2 separate regions of the Mus musculus genome follow, and region 2 is linked to region 1. The links are chromatin contacts, found by Hi-C or POLR2A ChIA-PET in ENCODE. All regions are on one chromosome and are shown on one strand. The core of a region is the stretch at or near the end of the contact, and the rest is flanking DNA. Distances in the headings are between cores, read along the strand shown.

The links. A loop is a pair of places that touch in the nucleus more often than their neighbours do. ChIA-PET counts read pairs that join two places held with the same protein, here RNA polymerase II (POLR2A).
Region 2: a map of heart shows a loop between it and region 1 (2.1-fold over the local background). The contact joins the promoter of Wdr53 here to the enhancer-like site in region 1. A Hi-C loop is called at or near these places in 2 of 37 maps with a recorded cell type or tissue (both heart). POLR2A ChIA-PET finds 5 or more read pairs at or near these places in 2 of 5 experiments (both embryonic stem cell).

Annotation. Positions count from the first base shown.
Region 1 is chr16:32,199,434-32,202,133 of GRCm38, reverse strand. No RefSeq gene overlaps it. Among named protein-coding and RNA genes, the nearest start is that of Bex6, 21 kb to the right of the region's middle. Within about 2 kb of position 1,321, at least 2 of the 3 ENCODE cell types and tissues checked have a DNase peak (open chromatin) inside an H3K27ac peak, as active enhancers do; they include heart, where a contact is called at or near this core.
Region 2 is chr16:32,245,968-32,248,667 of GRCm38, reverse strand. It overlaps Wdr53 (WD repeat domain 53), which reads right to left and starts at 1,441. Exons shown (of 3, transcript NM_001185162.1): 1 at 1,401-1,441. It overlaps Fbxo45 (F-box protein 45), which reads left to right and starts at 1,643. Exons shown (of 3, transcript NM_173439.2): 1 at 1,643-2,174. The coding sequence starts at 1,857.

The DNA of each region.
Region 1 (2,700 bases), core at 72-2,571:
AGGCAAGGGCTTCTGTTTCTCATGTCTCCATGCTTCTCATTCACTTGCTGGATCTTTGGTTGACAGGGTAGGAGGGCAAGGACTCTACCTGCAGTCAGGCATGTAGCATTGTACACACATGGATGCCACAGGGAAGTTGCCTGGGAACAGGACATGCGTAGTTGGGTATCAAAACAGAGGTAATGAAGAATTCTGCAAAGATCCCCGGAAAATGTGATTCTAGGACCTTCTGGTTTTTTTCACCAAAACCTACAGGCACAGCACCCTAAATAACCTTTCCACACCAATGTCACAGCAGAGGCTTTGTGGAGAATACGATCTCTCAAGAGAGTGCCTAAGTCACCAGTCTCTTGCATGATTTTACCTGCTGGATTTCAGGGAAGTCACTGGCCCTTTCTGAACCTCAGCCTCTGGTCTGTGAATGAATTGTAACAACACAGTCCCAACCCCTCACATGACTGAGGTACTAGACTAAGGCGCTAATGGAAGATGGTTTCATGTGTAACCATTTCTAGCTAGGCTGTTGTGGTACACGTCCCTATTTCCAGCACACTGGAGGTAGAGGCAGGCAGATTTCTGAGTTCTAGGCCAGCCTGGTCTACAGAATGAATTCCAGGACAGCCAGGGCTACACAGAGAGAATACGCCTCAGGGAGGAGAGAGGGAGGGAGACCTACTTTTAAAACTGGCTCTAGACTGAACCAAAGAGGGACGAGGGACACAGGTTTTAGACCGTTTCTGTAGGGCTCTGTAAAGCTGCCTCTGAACCACCCTGGGAGAATGCGACGGATCTGGGATATAGTCTGTTTACTTGCAATTTCCAGGGAGATTCCATATCGTCTTCTGGTAACGCAGATCGAAGCATGTTTTATAGTGCACATTTCCTTATCATTTGTTGTTTAGCTTTCTGGTGCAGTTGGAGCCTGGGAGTATTTTGAGGGTAAGAAAAGAAGCTATTCATCTTTATATCCTGTCCAGGACAACGGGGCCCTAGGGCCCCCGGCTTGTTGACCTGACTGTATTGTTCTTTCTTCTCTGGAACTCGGAAATAGGCTGGCCGGGGTTCTTTGTCCGCTTTACACGGTATATTTGCAGAGTTCAAAACAACCCTTGCTTTAATTAGGCTTGTGTTTTCTCTCCTGTTAAATTTAATTTCCCCGCTGTTATTGTATGGCCCGGGATGGGGCCGGAAGCGTTGACATCGAGGAAGGGAGCACCTGTTTCTGCTTCAGGGCCATTACTGTTCCCTGCAGAGCCTGGTGAGGCCCCCTCCCCCTCCCTCTGCTTCCTTATCAAGTGAAATCGGACACTGATGGAAATTGACAGAGGCAGGCAGAGAAGCTAGAGCCAGCCCTCCAGGGAAACCGGAAAGCAGAAGAGAACTCTGCGGGGACCCCCCTCCCCATCTGCCTCTCTTTTGGCATCTCCATTTCCTCACCACCTCTGGCTTCACTGTTTTCATCTGGGGGATGGCATCTGGGGTTACAAAGGGCTTTAGGGGTCGTGAAACCCTCCTCCTTGCTCCAGTGCACTCCGGACGATCCTTCTCCTCGGTGCAGTTGACATTTCCAGAGATGGGATTTTGCCGCTCCCCCTGAAGATCATTTGGCCTTGTGTTACCCTGTAGTCTGCCTGCAGTGGTCCCGTGGGACAGCTCTGGAGTCTCCTGTTTCTAGTTCACCCCCTGAGGAAGCCCCTTGAAAGCAAGAGTTTCTCCGAAACTTACAAACCGGAAGGGGAGTCAGGAAGGGGGGCTGTGCAGGAAGGAAATGAGAACAAAGATCTGAGGGCCCTTGTTATTAGACGCGTTCTCACGACCGGCCAGGAAGAACACCACAGACCAGAATCTTCTGCGGCAAAGCTTTATTCTTACATCTTCAGGAGCCAGGGTGCAGGAAGCAAGAGAGCAAGAAGCAAGAGAGAGAGAAAACGAAACCCCGTCCCTCTTAAGGAGCATTCTCCTTCGCCTCGGACGTGTCACTCCCTGATTGGCTGCAGCCCATCGGCCGAGTTGACGTCACGGGGAAGGCAGAGCACAAGTAGTCATAAGATACCCTTGGCACATGCGCAGATTATTTGTTTACCACTTAGAACACAGCTGTCAGCGCCATCTTGTAACGGCGAATGTGGGCGCGGCTCCCAACATCTCCCCCTATCCTTTTAATAAGAGCAAATAGGCCACCCATATTAATGAGAGTGGAGATAGAGGTCAAATCCCCAGTGTGTAGGTAAAGGAGCCATGTACAGGATTAGCTCTTAGGCTTACAGGCTTTTACCCAGAGCAACCCTGACCTGTTCCCGTGTCGTTTTGCCTGGGGGAAGGGAACTAGGACACTGAACCTTCATGAAAGATGACATGTCTCCCTAGAATAGGCTCATATATGCCGCAGAGCCTTTCCATTGCAGTGCTTAGCCTTGCAACTCTCTCGGGCTGCTGAAGCACACTCACTCTATCCCGTGCAATGAGACTAGCCTCGTGGGATATAAGAGCTGAGTGGCCAGCGACCTATTGCCTAAGCATAGATATATCAGGGGAAGCTCCATGTTCTAGTCCTGCAAGCGCCTGGGCAATAACCACCTTGTCTCTCCTAGTTTGGGCCTTAAGCTTACAGACCAATCAAAGAAGCAACACTAATCCACAGCAAAGTGTATCTCCAAATAATATTAATCCCACCCATTTTTTAAAGAAAGAAAATGCTGA
Region 2 (2,700 bases), core at 192-2,691, 46 kb before region 1:
GCCACAAAATTTAAAGGAAATGTAACTGTCATTCAGACAAAATTTGGTTCAACATTCAGGAGCCATGAAGAGAGAGGCCATTATTATAATGTGTGAGTCAACGCTCCTTCATAGCTTTGGACTAAAGTTAGTCCTGATGTGGAGAAACTAAGTGACAACCAAAACAACCAGAAGACTGTGGCATTAGCATGACCACAACAGACAAGAATTTGGGTTACTTGGTGCAAGACATCTTGAGGAAGGGATTAGCAAATCATAAGCATGTAATTATACCAGGGTAGGGAAGCAGCTGCTGTTCATTTGTTTTTACTAAAAACCAGGAAGTTAATTACACATAGGTGGATCTCAGGCAAGGTTTACTACATAAAAATTGCATGACACTGGACTTGATGCCTGAGTCTGTGAGCCCTATTATTATAATAATCACTTCATAGAGCTGCGTTGAGAATTATATATAAAAAAAAGTCAGATTAAAAGATCTCATCTATGCCTGGCTCACACTGTAGTTCTTTTACTTTATTTTATGTGTATAGCATGTATGTGTGTACAGCTCAGTCATTCCCGAAGCCAGAAGAGGGTTTGGCTCCCCTTGAACTTAAGCTACAACTCAGGTTAAGCCTTGAGCACCCATATGGGTGCTAGGAACGAACCTAGGTCCTCTACAAGAGCAGAAAGTGCTCTTAACTGCTCAGCCATCACTCCAGTCTCTATTATTCTTTTTCTAAATGCTCTTTAAAATAGCATAACTAAATAATGCTAGGTTCTTTTCCTCCCAGGAAATCATCTTTATGTTTCCACCTTACCTCATTCTAGGGATTAACAAATTACCAAACAAAACAAAACAAAAAAACCCAACAACAACACGTTTTTCTTAATCTTTTTACTACTACTTTTTACTGAACACACTATATTTTGTCCAAAAAGATTGTGACACTTAGTATTCAAATGACACTTTGAGATTACCTACACTTGTTTATTTAATCTCAAATATAATAAAACCTGCGTATTTACGAGGGTTGCTCAGGTTTAGCCACCTTACTTTGAGAATGGGTTCTGGTGAGTCCCCTACGGCGCTAGCCAGGAAAAGAAGATGTCAATTTCTCAAGGTAAAAAAAAATAAAATATAATAAAATGGATCTAACCTGACCACGACAAGAGGTCCTCAACTGCGCAAAGGGAAAGGAAATTGATCCAAGCGACCTGAAGGTGAAGGATCTAAGAATTGGCTAGCAAAAAAGGGAAGTGTCGTGAACAAAGTTAGAGAGGGAGCAGAAACCAAGTGAGACGGGAAACTCCGTAGGAAGAGAGGCCAAGGAGAGCCGAGTCAAGGCCATTAGAGGAAAAACAGAAAAAAAGCACTTGCGAACAGATCCGAACCCCGCTGGCCAACAGCCTCATACCTGGGCTTCCCGTTCCCGGTGGCGCCGAGCGATGACCTCACACGCAGCATCCAATCCCATCAAGCTTTAGGGAGCGAGGCGCCTCTGCCGAACAGTCACTTCCGGGCAGAGAGGCGCGGCGGGCGAGCTGGGCGTGCGCCCTTGCTTCTTGCCCTCAACTCGCATGGCGGATCCCGGGGCGCGTCGCGGGCAGGCCGGGCGAGGCGGGCGGTTCCGGCGCCCGCGCTGAGCGGCTCCGAGGGGCGGGAACCCGAGCGGCTCGCGCCATCTGCCCTCAGTGAGGCGGGGCGCGCAGCGGACGCCCCGGGGCAGGGGCGGGAGCGGTGGAGGCGCGAGCGGCTGGCGCTGAAAGGGGCGGTGAGCGAGCCGCTCGCGGCTGTAGGCGAGGCTTGGCCTCCCGCGCCGAGACGGGGCGAAGCGGCGGCGGCGGCGGCCCTCGGGCCGGCTGGTGAGGCGATGGCGGCGCCGGGCCCGGGGGCTGGGGCAGCCTCGGGCGGCGCTAGTGGTGGCGGCGCCGGTGCCGGCGGCGGCGCCAGCGCGGGCTCGGGGTCCTCCGGGGTCGGCGGCCGGTTGCCCAGCCGGGTGCTGGAGTTGGTGTTCTCCTACCTGGAGCTGTCCGAGCTGCGGAGCTGCGCCCTGGTTTGCAAGCACTGGTACCGCTGCCTCCACGGCGACGAGAACAGCGAGGTGTGGCGGAGCCTGTGCGCCCGCAGCCTAGCAGAAGAGGCTCTGCGCACGGACATCCTCTGCAACCTGCCCAGCTACAAGGCCAAGGTGAGGGAATCCCGGGGCCACGTCGAAGCTCGGCTCCTCTCCCGCCCGCCGCTCTCGGGGTTTATCTTCAAAGCTTGAGTCAGAGGTTTCACCTCAGCATCCCGCCTTCCCACGGCTTCAGCCAGTCAGGACCACTCTCACCCCTCCTCTCCATAACGATCTTTTCTTTGGATTGAAGTTCTGCTTCGTAATCCACCTCACTTTTTAAAATACTAGGTGGTTTCCCATCATTCATTTTCAGCAGTCTTTCTACTTTCGACAGTCTTTGCTCTTAAAGACAGATCACCAGCCGATACTCATGAGCATGTATTTTTTCTGGCCTCCAAGTAGACTTAAGGCATTAGTTCGTCGATGTCGCTTTAAAATAGGTCTAGTTGCTGGGATCTTTTGCGTTCACTACCCCTTTTCCTAGCTCTGATTAACAAGAACATTATTTTCACCCACGTTCTCTTAGGGCCACAATATTTCACGATTCCAAGTGATGATAAGACTAGGCATCCTGCTAATTAACTTGTAAGAAAGAGAC